5 separate regions of the Homo sapiens genome follow, and all the other regions are linked to region 5. The links are chromatin contacts, found by Hi-C or POLR2A ChIA-PET in ENCODE. All regions are on one chromosome and are shown on one strand. The core of a region is the stretch at or near the end of the contact, and the rest is flanking DNA. Distances in the headings are between cores, read along the strand shown.

Evidence for each region. Hi-C counts contacts between places; a loop is a spot of excess contacts on that map. ChIA-PET counts read pairs that join two places held with the same protein, here RNA polymerase II (POLR2A). Pooled maps may share reads with other maps.
Region 1: a map of B cell shows a loop between it and region 5 (13-fold over the local background). The contact joins the promoter of CCDC12 here to the promoter of SMARCC1 in region 5. A Hi-C loop is called at or near these places in 2 of 168 maps with a recorded cell type or tissue (B cell and naive thymus-derived CD4-positive, alpha-beta T cell), 7 of 37 single-sample maps with no recorded cell type and 15 of 50 pooled maps. POLR2A ChIA-PET finds 5 or more read pairs at or near these places in 2 of 52 experiments (BJ and PC-9).
Region 2: a pooled map shows a loop between it and region 5 (4-fold over the local background). The contact joins the promoter of TREX1 here to the promoter of SMARCC1 in region 5. A Hi-C loop is called at or near these places in 1 of 37 single-sample maps with no recorded cell type and 7 of 50 pooled maps. POLR2A ChIA-PET finds 5 or more read pairs at or near these places in 1 of 52 experiments (HepG2).
Region 3: a map of CD4-positive, alpha-beta T cell shows a loop between it and region 5 (7-fold over the local background). The contact joins the promoter of PFKFB4 here to the promoter of SMARCC1 in region 5. A Hi-C loop is called at or near these places in 1 of 168 maps with a recorded cell type or tissue (CD4-positive, alpha-beta T cell), 2 of 37 single-sample maps with no recorded cell type and 7 of 50 pooled maps.
Region 4: a loop to region 5 is called in a map of natural killer cell, with 8 times the contacts of the local background. The contact joins the enhancer-like site here to the promoter of SMARCC1 in region 5. A Hi-C loop is called at or near these places in 1 of 168 maps with a recorded cell type or tissue (natural killer cell) and 1 of 50 pooled maps. POLR2A ChIA-PET finds 5 or more read pairs at or near these places in 2 of 52 experiments (OCI-LY7 and activated CD4-positive, alpha-beta memory T cell).

The regions. Positions count from the first base shown.
Region 1 is chr3:46,975,449-46,978,000 of GRCh38, reverse strand. CCDC12 (coiled-coil domain containing 12) reads left to right here and starts at 1,256. Exons shown (of 7, transcript NM_001277074.2): 1 at 1,256-1,364. The coding sequence starts at 1,269. RefSeq lists enhancers at 1-664, 1,234-1,543, 1,368-2,069, 2,070-2,552 and a silencer at 1,004-1,143.
Region 2 is chr3:48,464,626-48,467,479 of GRCh38, reverse strand. It overlaps TREX1 (three prime repair exonuclease 1), which reads right to left and starts at 1,250. Exons shown (of 2, transcript NM_033629.6): 1 at 1,171-1,250; 2 at 1-850. The coding sequence starts at 824. It overlaps ATRIP (ATR interacting protein), which reads right to left. Exons shown (of 13, transcript NM_130384.3): 11 at 2,818-2,854; 12 at 2,397-2,649; 13 at 1-1,993. The coding sequence ends at 1,926. ATRIP-TREX1 (ATRIP-TREX1 readthrough) reads right to left here. Exons shown (of 15, transcript NR_153405.1): 12 at 2,818-2,854; 13 at 2,397-2,649; 14 at 1,171-1,993; 15 at 1-850. RefSeq lists enhancers at 1-440, 655-854, 441-1,322, 1,935-2,024.
Region 3 is chr3:48,555,467-48,558,551 of GRCh38, reverse strand. It overlaps PFKFB4 (6-phosphofructo-2-kinase/fructose-2,6-biphosphatase 4), which reads left to right and starts at 1,749. Exons shown (of 14, transcript NM_004567.4): 1 at 1,749-1,871. The coding sequence starts at 1,775. RefSeq lists enhancers at 1,037-1,126, 1,257-1,346.
Region 4 is chr3:47,036,623-47,039,382 of GRCh38, reverse strand. It overlaps SETD2 (SET domain containing 2, histone lysine methyltransferase), which reads left to right. Exons shown (of 21, transcript NM_014159.7): 18 at 1,606-1,717. Among named protein-coding and RNA genes, the nearest start is that of NBEAL2, 58 kb to the right of the region's middle. Within about 2 kb of position 1,367, at least 5 of the 41 ENCODE cell types and tissues checked have a DNase peak (open chromatin) inside an H3K27ac peak, as active enhancers do; they include OCI-LY7 and natural killer cell, where a contact is called at or near this core.
Region 5 is chr3:47,780,564-47,783,471 of GRCh38, reverse strand. It overlaps SMARCC1 (SWI/SNF related BAF chromatin remodeling complex subunit C1), which reads left to right and starts at 1,579. Exons shown (of 28, transcript NM_003074.4): 1 at 1,579-1,869. The coding sequence starts at 1,675. RefSeq lists silencers at 836-895, 1,006-1,055, 1,466-1,685, 1,866-2,105 and an enhancer at 1,339-1,633.

The DNA of each region.
Region 1 (2,552 bases), core at 7-2,506, 810 kb after region 5:
TCCCAAGTGAGAGGGGGTGTGGCTTTGGGGACCCCCACATACTGAAAGAATATCTTGACTTCAGCCTAAGTGGTCTCGCGGTTATCAGGACACTCTAGTTCATGCAGGAAAGAAGACTCTGGCAGCTTCTGCTGGGTAGCCATGAATCTTGTGGCGACTTGCAGTCGAGGCCACCCCAAGTCTTTCTAAGCTGGGGATTGGGGGCAGTACTTGAGGCCCACTGGACCCAGGTTGGGGTTTGCTCTTCCCCGGGAAAGGTAACTTGACCCTGAGGACTTTGCTGCTCCAGGAGGGGATGGGAATGAGAGGGGATCATCTTTGAGTCCAGAGGGAAACAGCCATACAGTCAGGTCCCCCTCACTGTGCAGGCTTTGTCTGAGCTGAGAGTGGTCACAGAGGGGCTTAGGGGCGCTTGTCAGGTGAGTCCGGGGAGCCACTGACAGCTGCAGAGGTGTAAGTCATACCTTGTATTAGGGTGGGATCGAAGTGGAGGATCAGGGAAGGCTTTTTTTTTTTTTTTTTTTTTTTTGAGACGGAGTCTTGCTCTGCTGCCAGGCTGGAGTGCAGTGGCACGATCTCGGCTCACTGCAACCTCCGCCTCTCTGGTTCAAGCGATTCTCCTGCCTCAGCCTCCCGAGTAGCTGGGATTACAGGCACGCGCCACCACGCCCAGTTAATTTTTGTATTTTTAGTAGAGATGGAGTTTCACCATGTTGGCCAGGATGGTCTCCATCTCCTGACCTCGTGGTCCGCCCTCCTCGGCCTCCCAAAGTGCTGGGATTACAGGCGTGAGCCACCGCGCCCGGCCCAGGGAAGGTTTCTTGAAGGCATTCGAGCCTTGTCAGGTCAAGTGGACAAGGATGAGTCAGGGCATTCCAAGAGGCCAGCATGGAGTGATTAGTGTGGTTAGTACTTGGGCAAAACCGGAGCGATCGACGCACTCTTTTCTCCTTCTCTCAGGTCTGAATTCCACTTGCTGCTCTTTCACTGATCAGCGTTGGATAAATCGAGCCTTAGCTTTTTTTTTTTTCTTTTTTTTTTTTGCTGGCTCCCCACCCACTAGGCAAGTTGTCCGGAAGAATAAGGGCGGGGCGGGGCGGGGCGGGGCAAGGCGGGGAGGGCTCGCCCATAATAACCCCGCATTGATTGGCTTTCAGGACCTCCCAGTCTCTCATTCTCGTCCTTGGATTGGCCGCGAGACATTTATCCACTCTCCTTAGGCCTGCGCGATGCAAGACGGGAGAAAAGGAGGGGCGTACGCGGGCAAGATGGAGGCAACTACGGCTGGTGTGGGCCGGCTAGAGGAAGAGGCGTTGCGGCGAAAGGAACGGCTGAAGGCCCTACGGGAGAAAACCGGGCGCAAGGTGAGAAGTGTGGAGTGAGGGTCGCAGTTGAGGCGTCCAGCGTTCGGGGTCCGGGTCGCGCTTGAGGAGAGCAAAGGGCTAATAAGGAAAGACAGCTGCCGAGGGCGCGCATGCGCGGGCGCTAACGCATGCGCGAGAAGACGGCGCCCTCCCACGATGTCTGGGGCTGCTTGGCGTGGGACTCCTCTGGCGCTGGTGCGGTCGTCGCGCATGCGCGGGGGTGGGCAAGGCAGTGGTCAGCGACCCGCAGTCCATCTGACTCCTGCTTCCCGGGTGTTGCTCGTGTAGGTATCTAGGGCTGCCTGTAGGTTCAGATGCTTGTTGGGTTAGGCGTGATTTGTTCCGTTCCTCTATGGCCTAGCTGGTCTTTAACCCCCGCCTTCGATTCTGAGTCAGACAGACTCCCCAGTCCGGCAGCACTCCTTGGACAGGGCAGCAAGTGACAGCAGTGGGTATACAGCCGGAGTCGTTTCGTGCAAAAATCAAAAAGAGGCCGGGCACGGTGGCTCACGCCTGTAATCCCAGTGCTTTGGGAGGCCGAGGCAGGCGGATCACTTGAGGTTAGTAGTTCGAGACCAGGCTGGGTAACATGGTGAAACCCCGCCTCTACTAAAAATACAAAAATTAGCCGGGCGTGGTGGTGCGCGCCTGTAATCCCAGCTTCTCGGGAGGCTATGGCAGGAGAACCGCTTGAGCCTGGGAGGCAGAGGTTGTAGTGAGCCGAGATCTCGCCACTGTACTCCAGCCTGGGCAACAGAGCGAGACTCCGTCTCAAAAAAAAAAAAAAAAAAAAAATCGAAAATAAAAGATTTAGCCGGGCGCGGTGGCTCACGCGCCCAGTACTTTGGGAGGCCGAGGTGGGCGGATCACGAGGTTAGGAGATCGAGACCATCCTGGCTAACACGGTGAAACTCTGTCTCTACTAAAAATACAAAAAAATTAGCCGGGCGTGGTGGCGGGTGCCTGTGGTCCCAGCTACTTGGGAAGCTGAGGCAGGAGAATGGCGTCAACCCAGGAGGCGGAGCTTGCAGTGAGCCGAGATCCTGCCACTGCACTCCAGCCTGGGCGACAGAGCGAGACTCCGTCTCAAAAAAAAAAAAAAAAAAAAAAGAAAAGATTTATTTCTAACTAAGGGTGGGCCTTAGAAATTGGGAACGAGGGCCGGGCACAATGGCTGGTGCCTGTAAT
Region 2 (2,854 bases), core at 1-2,500, 680 kb before region 5:
GGAGGAAGATCCTTGGTACCCCTGCTCTCTCCAAGGCTGGGACTAGTGTTCCTGGTTGTGGCCAGGTGTGCAGTGGTTGTGACAGCAGATGGTCTTGGCTTGGTCCTAGCAGAGGCTGTGACCCCATACATGGGCCTGATGGTGCCGAAAGGCCTGGCGTGAGCATCCACCCACCGCAGCAGGGCCTGTGGTCTCCACTGACAGATGCTGAGCAGGGCCAGGACATCACCCTCAGCCGTGTGCGAGTCTGGAGGGGACTGCCCATACAGGCGAGTGTAGATGCTGCCTAGGCTATAGCTCTTCCTTGGGCCGTGTTCTGAGGGGCTGCTTGCTCGCTCCAGGGCCTTCAGCGCAGTGATGCTATCCACACAGAAGGCACCATCCAGAGCACTGGTGAGGCCCAGCATAGCCAGCTCTGCTTGGAGCAGGGGGAAGTCGTAGCGGTCACCATTGTGTGCCACCAGGCACCAGGGCTGTGGCTGGCGCCGCAGGAAGGCTAGGAGCAGGTTGGCCAGGTTGTCATCAAAACATTGACGCCCATGCGCTGCCAGCACAGCTGTGCTCAGACCTGTGATCTCGCTGGCTGCAGGGCTGCAGGCCTTCCCCGGAGCCACACACAGGGAGAGCTTGTCTACCACACGCGGTGGTGGAGGAACTGTGGGAGGTGGCCCCTGAGAGGTGGGGGGGCTCTCCAGGGCACATCTGTGGACAGCCAGCAGGCACAGCTCCGTGACCTTGGGCTGGGAGAAGGGCAAGCCAGTGGCCTCCATGTCGAAAAAGATGAGGGTCTGCATGGGCCCCGGGGGCAGGGCCTGCGAGCCCATGGTTGGGTACGTACCTGCTGCTGAGCCTGGAGAGGAGCATGGGGTGGGTGTGTGAGTGCCCAGTGTTAAGATCCGAAGGGGAGGGAGTGGGGTAGGGGGTGGGCAGAAGCACATCTCAGGCCTTCCCTGCACAATCCTGCCCTGTCTGCGAGCTCCAGGGCCCATTTTCAGGCAGGAAGTTGGAGAGGGTGAGGTGGTTTCCTTAGTGGGACCAGCACATTCGACTGTCTGAGAGGGTCTCCCTCTTCACATGACTCGGCCCCTCCCCTAGTGCCCCCTTAGTCTGGGGTGGGGGAACCCATGGCCCTCCTGCCCTGCGCCATCCCATTGTGGGGGCCACACTCACCGTAGCAGGCAGGCAGGCAGGCAGTAGTGACTCGGCTGCACACTCTCCCGCGGCTCTCGCTGGCAGCAGTGGCGGGAAGTGAAACTTGGCGTGGGCCCGCCTACAGGCCCACGTGAGCCAGGCCCGCCCTGCTCGTCAGCCTGCCTGGTCTGTCCCTCTCACCACCATCCGTTCCCCCCCACACCCACTCCCCTGCTCCCGGGGGACCCCAGAGGCCTTCCAAGATCCACAGCTGTGGCCTGCTGGTGGCACAATGCACCGGGGCCATCATACCAGTGACAGGCAGCTGGAAGGACCAGGGCAGTGGTGCCAGACCAGCTCCCGGTCTTACACACTGCTGGGAGCCCCTGCTGCGGCCCTTTCATGCCCACCTGTGGGTCCCAGTTTCCCAGGCTTTCCTGGTTTAGGCCTGGGCCAAGAGCCACCTCCTTCCCTGCCACACAATGGTTTCTTCCCATGGCCCCAGCCCAAAGCAATGACTCAGGACAATTCCACAGGCAGGGCAGGGCTCCTTCCTCAAGGCAGATCAGTTACCATGGGGACGGGCTCAGCAACAGCCAGGGACAGGAAGAAGGATCCCAGCCACTCAGGGTCCGGGTCCTGCTCCACCCCTCCCACTCCGCCAAACAGATCAGACTCAGGAAACAAGGCCAGCCAGTTCTCTGGGCAGTTCCTGCTGGTCACTGCTTTAATCAGTTGATGTGGTAAGGAAAGGAGTGGTGCTGGTGCCACCATGTGGCTGGACACTCAGGGCCTCAGCCACACTCCACCTCGGGGTCTTCCACATCGGTTTCCGCGGCACAGAGGTCATCCAGGGCTGCCTCTGAGACAAAAAGGAGAGGTTCCTGGTGAGGGCCCAAAGGTGCCAGGGCCTAGGGCAGGTCCCACCTCTCCTCCCCCAACGTCCGCAGGAACTAACCAGTCCCTTCCACACCCAGGCCCTGCTCCCTCAGCTACTGCAAACAAAGTGATACAAAGGCAATTCAGACACGGCTATTTCTGGAAAAACCGTGGCTCTGCCAGGCACACTCAACAGATAGATGCAAAAGGCATCCCAATATGCTTGGAGAAGAACTGAGGCAGGAAGATAAAAGAAAATGGCCCCAGTGCTGGAACAGGCTGCAGTGGGCGGGGGCCTGCTGAGGGGACACCCAGGAATCTGACTTGTTGGGGAACCTCTGGAAGAAGCCATGGGGGCTGGGCAGGATGGCCTCTGGCAGGCTTACCTTCACAGTCCGTCACATCAGGAAGCCCTCGGATGAGCATGCTGACCCCCGGCATCACCTGGTCAAACTGATGCAGGACCTCCACGCAGTGCATCATGAAGAGCTTGTCCTTCTGCGATAGGCCGTGCAGCAGCAGCACCGTGTCCCGCAGACAGCGCACTGTCCGCCTCTGCTGGTCGGTCCTTGGGGGTCCCCCTGCCCTCCGCACTGTCAGCCACTGTCTGTGCAACATCACCGTGAGCGCTCTGACCACCTGAGAGAGGGGGGGTGCAGACTGAGGCCTGGTGCCACCATGGCCTGCACCCTAACAATCCGCTCAGCCTAGCCACCTCACGTGAGGGGGTTTGCAGTGGGGCCTACAGTCCTTGCACGGGGCCCCCTTACCACCAGAGCTGCCAGCTGTTGGCCCCTACCCACTCACCTCCACATTACACTGGCAGTTGGAGCCAGTGACTGGG
Region 3 (3,085 bases), core at 500-2,999, 770 kb before region 5:
AAGCTTTAAAGAGCTGGGTGGACTTGGACTGATCCAAGGCAGGGCTGTGGCAGGGAGGGCATGGGAGGGGGTGCTACACCTATAGCCCACGAGGCCAGTCTTGTTGCCAGTCCCATGCCCTCAACACCTGGCTCCTGGCTGGGTACACACTGGGCAGAGAGAACCTGAGGATGCAGGGCACCTGCCAGGGGTGTTGTGGATGACATCGCTAGAGGGCAGTGTGGCTCAGGTTGAAGCCGTGTTGGTGGGGGCTGGGGCAGAGAGTGTACAAAGCTTGGAGAGGCGGGGCTGGGGATCCCGAGGAGGCGGGAAACTGCAGGAGTCCGGTGGGGGCCAAACAAGAAAGTGAGCCAGGGGTTTAGGAACTTCTGGATCTCTCCCTTGTTCCTTGTCCCCAGTGCATTTTCAAAGACAAGAGGGAGATACAAATATAGTAAAAGGCAACCATAACGTATTTTAAAATGAATTTCTTAGAGATTGACATACTTAATTTATACTGTAATACTGTAAGATAGACAATGTGCACATCCCATTTTCCTGAAGAGAAAATGTTATTAACATATTATTTTCAAAAAATATGTAAAACTTTAGTTAAAAAAACCAAAATACTAAAAATCAAAAAAAAATTGTAAAAAATGAAATTCTGGAAAGACGATTAAGATACTCCCAGGGCTTAGTGAGTACCCAAAGTACTTGGTTACTAAGTGCCACGCACGGCCGGGCGCGGTGGCTCACGCCTGTAATCCCAGCACTTTGGAAGGCTGAGGAGGGCGTATCACCTGAGGTCAGGAGTTCGAGACCAGCCCGGCCAACGTGGTGAAATCCCGCCTCTACTAAAAATACAAAAATTAGCAGGGCGTGGTGGTGGGCGCCTGTAATCCCAGCTACTTGGGAACCCGAGGCAGGAGCATCCCTTGAACCCGGGAGGCGGAGGTTGCAGTGAGCCAAGATAGCGCCATTGCACTCCAGCCTGGGCAACAGGAGCGAAACTCCGTCTCAAAAAAAAAAAGTCCCACGCATTTGCTCCCAGCAGCCAAAGCAAAGAAAGAGGAACAATATTGAAATGTGTTTTGAGTCTCTATCCATGAGGTAAAAGAGCTTTTCCAGCGTGGTTGAGCATGCTCCTATGGACGGCGGAAGAGTCCCGGGGCTCGGAGCAGTCAAGGGGGACCCCGAGGAGGGGCAGGAGGGCGCAGCGGAGTTGACGGCTGGGACTGCAGGCCTACTGGCCCCTGTCGGCTCTGACCAACCTGGCCGTGCGGGTCACGTAGGCCTCGTCCCACTGCATGAAAACCCCTCCCTCCTGGGGGCCCTGGGCTCCCTAGCAAGGAGGTAGCAGAATTCACGCGTGCCGCTGCTCAGGGATGCAGCGCCAGGGCGGAGCCCGTAGGTGGGGCCTATGCAAATCAGCGCGGGCAGGTTGGGAGAGCTGAGTTTGCGCATCCGGGGCGGGCCTGCACAATCCGGGCCTTGAACTGGGGCGGGACCAGTACAATCCGGAGTTGAGCATGCGCATTCTCGATCCTGGCCTGAAGAACTGGGCCCACTTGTTCCAAAACGGGCGGGTAGGTGAGTTGGGCATGCGTGGTCGGAGGCCGGGCCCCTTTCAGCTGGGGCGGAGCCTACTCACTCTGGGGCGGGACCTGCGGGAAGATAGACATGGGCTGTCGCGGCTTGAGGAGGGGCGGGGCCCAAGGGGCGGGACCTCGGGTGGCCCGAGGTGGCCCGGCTGCTGGGTTGGAAGCGGCGCAGTCCGACTCATCCCGGCCCCGGGATGGCGTCCCCACGGGAATTGACACAGAACCCCCTGAAGAAGATCTGGATGCCATACAGCAATGGGCGGCCCGCTCTGCACGCTTGCCAGCGCGGTGGTGAGGCGGGGTCCTCTGGGAGGAGGTGGGAGGTGCACCGGGATGGGTGGGTAGGGCGGCCTGGGCGGGGGTCTCGCATGGAGAAGGGGCGGGAGACAGATGGGGAACCGGGGACAGGTGAGGTTGCCGTGACTGGGGAGGCTGCTGGGGACAGGTGAGGCGGTCGTGACAGTGGTGGGCCAGAGACAGGTGTGGCAGAGCAGGGGGCGGGGACAGGTGTGTGGGGGCATATCGGCTTGGCGGTGGCTAGGTCTGGCCACCATCACCTCGGGGAGGGCTCTGGCCCCCTCGCTTCCCTCTCCAATCCCCATCGCCCCCAGTCTGGGGAGGACCCTGTGGGCACCCCAGGCCCTTCCCTCTCTCCTGGCCAAGGAGTGTGGGCCGGGTTGTTGGACTGGAACTGAGCTGTGTGGCCCTAGGTGAATTACTTGGCCTCTCTGAGCCCAGAACTTTCAAAGGTGGGCTAGTTTTCCAACAGGAGGAAGGGTGCCTCTTGGCCTTAAAGCTGAGCTTGGGCAGGAACTTCAGCAGAGATGTGCTCAGGATAGAGACAGAAAAGTATGCCGTGTGGGCCTGTGTCTGTGTCCCGGGACATGTAAGTATCCACCTGGGGTCATGGGTGTACAGTAAAACTGGAGAGTGAAACAGCTAGGAGAATGCTGAAATTCATGGAATTGTTAAGGGGCTCACCTCTCCTAGGGTCCCAGGTGTTTAAACCGCTTCCTTGAGTTTCTGCCTGTCCTTAAATGAGCTGGCAGTTTTTTTTTTTTTTAAGAGATGAGTCTCGCTCAGTGGCCCAAGCTGGAGCAAGTGCAGTGGCGCGATCATAGTTCACTGCAGCCACGACCTTCTGGGCTCAAGCAATCCTCCCACCTCAACCTCCCGATTAGCTGGGATTATAGGTGCGCCACCACACCCAGCTTTTTTTTTTCTTTTTTCTTTTTTTTTGTAGAGACAGGGTCTTGCTATGTTGTCTGGGCTGGTCTCCAACTCATGGCTTCAAGTGGATCCTCTGGCCTCGGCCTTCCGAAGTGTTGAGATTACAGGCGTGGGTCCTGGCCTGCAACTTTTTTATTACCAGGAAAAGAAAGATTTGTTTTAGGAGTAACTGAAACATTGTAATGAATTTGCAGCTTGTCCAGCACCTCAGAGAACATCTAGTTTAACAGACAGTGAAATGGAGATCAGGAGATTGAGTGACATGCCTGGGTCTC
Region 4 (2,760 bases), core at 118-2,617, 740 kb after region 5:
ATTAGCTGGGCGTGGTGACACGCACCTGTAATCCCAGCTACTCAGGAGGCTGAGGCAGGAGAATCACTTGAACCCAGGAGGCAGAGGTTGCAGTGAGCTGAGATCACGCCATTGCACTCCAGCCTGGGTCACAGAGCGAGACTCCATATCAGAATAAAAAAAAAAAAAAGTTTGTATTTCTTATTTATATGTGTACCTTTCCCATCTTTTCTAGGTTTTCTTTATCTGGTAGCTAAGAACAGACATGTATATATTTGTTCAGTTTCTATAATAACATCCTTAGCTGCTTGTGGTTCTTTTATTATGGTAGAAATCTTGAGCCTTTTAAAATAAATGAGTTCCATAGGTCAGAGGTAAGCCTATTTTTACAATAGTCTATATATATGTATATACACTGATTTATATCAAGTGTCTTTAATGTTGTTATGTTGTTGACTGAAGATTGATGTGGTGGTAAAGCAGAAGACTGTAGTGACAAGACTGACCTGCCAGATTTGTTAGATCCTTTGAGGCTTTTGACATTTTAAGTCACTGTCCTCATAACATTCTCTGTTACAGCTGGCTTCAGACTCCTGAACGTGAATATCCTTACTTCCACTTTTTATCCTACAGATCTTTTTTAAAAAAGAAAAATCTTTGCTTGCTTATTTTCAAAATGACTGTAAACATTTAAAGGGTTAACATGGCCGAAACCTTCTTTTTGCAGTCGGTCGGGAATATTTTTAGCAGAGGGTACAAGTTTTTGTTTTTTTTTTTGTTTGTTTTTTAAGACAGAGTTTCACTCTTGTTGCCCAGGCTGGAGTGCAATGGCACGATCTTGGCTCACTGCAACCTCCGCCTCCCAGGTTGAAGTTATTCTACTGACTCAGCCTCCTGAGTAGCTGGGATTACAGGCGCCCGCCACCACGACTGGCAAATTTTTTGTATTTATAGTAGAGATGGGGTTTCACCGTGTTGGCCAGGCTGGTCTCGAACTCCTGACCTCAGGTGATCCACCTGCCTCAGCCTCCCAAAGTGCTGGGAGTACAGGCATGAGCCACCATGCCTGGCCAGGGGTACAAGTTTTTAACCTGTACGTATTTTTCTTGTCAGTCATTAAACCAGAGGGGCAGAACTATTAAAAAGAAAACTCCTAAAGCAAGGGATAATTTTCTCACGTGGTCAAGGACTGTGAGAGGTGTTACATGATTTATTTTGCTCCATTTATATGCTAGGTACAGTCACTGTTTACCTCTTCATCTACAGAGGGGTGACATAGGCAGGGACCTATTTCCTGTACATTTTAGGCTTTGCCCAGTCTTATTTGCATGACATTAAGAGTCAGGTGAGAGACAGACAGGATGTTTGGGTTTACTGCTCTCTTTGACACCCAGTCAGTGTTGCCACATCATTGCCCACAGAAATACAGTCATTGAAGAGGGGCATATCTCTGTGCTAGAATCATTGCTGTTAGGAAGATAGAAAAAGTTTGTCTTTAACTCATGGAGCTGACTTATTCTATGTCTTATTGTATGTTGTATTTTATGTATGTATGAGCAGTGATGTTTATGTCAGGATTCTCTGTTTCCTAGCCCTGACAGCATGGCTGTTTTTGTCTCTTTCTAGGCAGACTCAGTGGGATCCTCCTACTTGGGAAAGCCCAGGAGATGATGCCAGCCTTGAGCATGAAGCTGAGATGGACCTGGGAACTCCAACATATGATGAAAACCCCATGAAGGTGAGTGTGGCTTACACATGTATTTCCTGATCATTTGGGAGTCCGTCCAAGACCATCCCGCATGGTCTTGGGATTCTTTTTTCTTTATTCTGAAAAATAAGTGAGTGACTATGCATGTATCAAGGTGTAGAGATGAAGTCAGGGAGAAAGAATGGCCTTTTTACATATACACCATGGAATACTATGCAGCCATAAAAAATGATGAGTTCATGTCCTTTGTAGGGACATGGATGAAACTGGAAATCATCATTCTCAGCAAACTATCGCAAGGACAAAAAACCAAACACCGCACGTTCTCACTCATAGGTGGGAATTGAACAACGAGAACACATGGACACAGGAAGGGGAACATCACACTCTGGGGACTGTTGTGGGGTGGGGGGGAGGGGGGAGGGATAGCATTAGGAGATATACCTAATGCTAAATGACGAGTTAATGGGTGCAGTACACCAACATGGCACATGTATACATATGTAACAAACCTGCACGTTGTGCACATCTACCCTAAAACTTAAAGTATAATAATAATAAAATAAAAAAATATAAAAAATAATCCCATTACAACCCTGAATCCCTTTTCAAAAAAAAAAAAAAAAAAAAAAAAAAGAATGGCCTTTTTTAGACATTGAGAGACTCAGATGCATACTAACTACTTACTCATTTGAGGGAGATATATGGCCAAGAATTGTGATGGGTGTTCAAAACACCCATTACTATGATCGCTTCAGGGCCTCTCTTGTTCTCTTTGCCTTTTTTTTTTAAATGAGACGGAGTCTCACTCTGTTGCCCGGGCTGGAGTGCAGTGGTACAATCTCGGCTCACTGTAACCTCTGCCTCCTGGGTTCAAGCAATTCTCCTGCCTTAGCCTCCCGAGTAGCTGGGACTACAGATGTGCACTCCACGCCCGGCTAATTTTTGTATTTGTAGTAGAGACAGGGTTTCACCATGTTGGCCAGGCTGGTTTTGAACTCCTGACCACAGGTGATCTGCCTGCCTTGGCCTCCTGAAGTGCTGGGATTATAGATGTGAGCCACCACGCCCGG
Region 5 (2,908 bases), core at 330-2,829:
CAAGCAATTCTCCTGCCTCAGCCTCCCGAGTAGCTGGGATTACAGGCATGCACCACCACACCTGGCCAATTTTTGTAGTTTTAGTAGAGACGGGGTTTCACCATGTTGGCCAGGGTGGTCTGGAACTCCTGACCTCGTGATCAGTCTGCCTTGGCCTCCCAAAGTGTTGGGATTACAGGCGTGAGCTATCTCGCCTGGCCCTCTTGATCACATTCTATTAACTTTTTTATTTAATATATTTTACTGTCCGTGACACAGCCCTCAGGAGATCCTGAAAACATGTACACACCCTCATTTTTAAAAGATCTCAGAAACTTACCAGCAGTTAGTCACGTTCTCACAAGCAATTAGTTACTTGCTTCTCTGCGATCATATAGCATTATGTTCACAACTCCATTATGGCCAGTCATACTTTTTATGTTTCTGAAACAGGGTTTCGCTCTGTCGCCCAAGCTGAAGTGTAGTGAGTGGCGCGATTATAGCTCACTGCAGCCTCCATCTCCCCAGCTCAAGGGATCCTCCCACCTCAGCCCTCCAAGAGGCTAGGACCACAGGCTTGCAACACAACGCTGGCTGATTTTTGTATTTTTTGTAGAGACGGGGATGGGTGTGGTGGTCTAGAGCTCCTGGGCTCAATTGATCCTCCCGCCTCAGCCTCCCAAAGTGCTCCGCACCCGGCCAATATACCTTGTTAATAATTTAAAAATTTTCGGCTTCTATGTGGGCCATTCATTAACTCATCAAGTATTTACTGTACATCTGTTCCTTGTCTCAGGTGTTCAGGATACACCTGTGAACAAGTTAAGATTAGGTTCTCATGTAATTTATGTGGAAGGTAAATGAGAAACTAGAAACGCCGGGTCGTGGTGAGCGCTATGCAGAAAGTGTATGGGTGTGAACAGTTGTTCAAGATTGTTAAGATCTGACAACTACTTTCTGAAGTCCTTTGAAGCAGTGAATCTGAACGCGTCTCGTAAGTGCAAATCAGAAGGGAAGACCTGCTGAGGTCTCGAAAGAGCCAGTGCAAGGGCCCCTGGGGCAGGAATGAGCCGCTGTGGCTGGACCCCTGAGGGAGTGGAAGGTCTGTGAAGCCGAAAAGCCTAGGCGTGGGAGTCCCAGATGGCTGTTCACAAATGCCGCCGGGCCGCTGGGGGTGGAGGGCCTGAGGGAAAGCGGGGCCCGGCGCAGTCCCAGTCCGGGTGCAGGGCCCTCGGCCAGCACTCGATACCCTAGACAGGCTTTCCCTTGGGCATTTCTCGCACCAGGCCTTTTCCCTCCAGCGGAGGCGGGCTATGACACATAACCCACCTGCGGTTGTTGACCGCATAATGATTCGACGTCGGTAGCGAGGGAAGAGCAAGGCTCAAAAACCGGCGCTCACTAGGGCAGAATGCAGCCTACGGAGGATGGCGGAAGAGGCGGCTGAGGCCGCAGGACGTGCTATTCCAAGGCACGGCCGCACGAGTGCTACGCATGCGCGTGCGCTGGCTCGCGTCAGATACAGTGCCAGTTCCCAGATGGGGCGGGGCCGGGCGTCCGCGCCGGAAGAGGGTTGGCTGGGCGGGGCCGGGAAGCGGCAGTGGCGGCTACGCGCGCGGGGGTGCGCGCGGGAACGACCGGGAAACACCGCGAGGGCCGGGGTGGGCCAGGCTGTGGGGACGACGGGCTGCGACGATGGCCGCAGCGGCGGGCGGCGGCGGGCCGGGGACAGCGGTAGGCGCCACGGGCTCGGGGATTGCGGCGGCAGCCGCAGGCCTAGCTGTTTATCGACGGAAGGATGGGGGCCCGGCCACCAAGTTTTGGGAGAGCCCGGAGACGGTGTCCCAGCTGGATTCGGTGCGGGTCTGGCTGGGCAAGCACTACAAGAAGGTGGGTTCGCGCGCCCGTGGGGGCCGGGAGACCACGCGACCGGGGCCGGAGGCGGCAGCTGGCCTCGCGGGCCTCGGGCCGCCCCTCCCCCCCGCACGCCACGAGGGACAACAAAGGCAGGCGCCGGGCCCGCCACGCCCCCGCCGCCCGCTCTGGGCGCCCGCGATCCCGGGGCCTGACTGGGGTTCGGGGCTCTCTCCTCTGAGCCTACGCACCCATGGTGAAAGCCCCTGCTCAGTCTCGTGTGCCAGAGCAGGTCGAGCTCAGCCACTAAGCGAGTGTGACTCTCTCTCTTTTGTCAGCTGCCTTAGGTGTGTGAACAATGATCCCTAAAGACCGAGCAAGCGTGGTAAAAGCAGCTTCAAGTTTTGTTTAGAGCGTATTCAAAGTCTCGAGGGGGTTTGCTACCTGTTGTTGAATTGCTAAACGACTGGGATGATTGTATTCGTTAATTAATAACAGGCAATATGAATTCTAGGATGGATGAGAACTATTAACGACGGTTCTACCTCATCGTGCTTCTGGTTCTGTGTGGCGTGAGAGTTGATGGTCGCTTGTACGTAAAGTGTTCTAAAGGGAGGCCTTCCCCAAGAACCCAGTTTTTATTAGAGCACTTTTCTTGTGTCACCTTTATTTTCTTCGTAGTGTTTACCACATTTTGAAATTATTCATTTACTGATTTCTCCTACCTTTGGAACGGAAGTTCCGCCGAGTCAGTAGTTTTCAAAGTTTTGACTTAATCCTTTGTTTATAACAAATGTTTTTTTTTTTTCCAACTTCCCTTTTGTGTAAATATTCAGGAGGACTCCCTTAAAGGGTGTAATGAAGCAGGTAGCCGAAAAGGCTCCCCAGCCTCTGAAGTTTTCCTATCACCCTCTTTAGTTCTGTACTTTCTCCTATTGAGAATCATAGCACTGAAGCAAGGGCTTTGTTCACTGCAGTGTATCCGGGAACGTGGCTGATACTTATTGCCTTACCCTTAGTGGCTGCTTAGTAAATATTTGTTGAATGAATGAAAACATAAACTAGTTTAGGAACC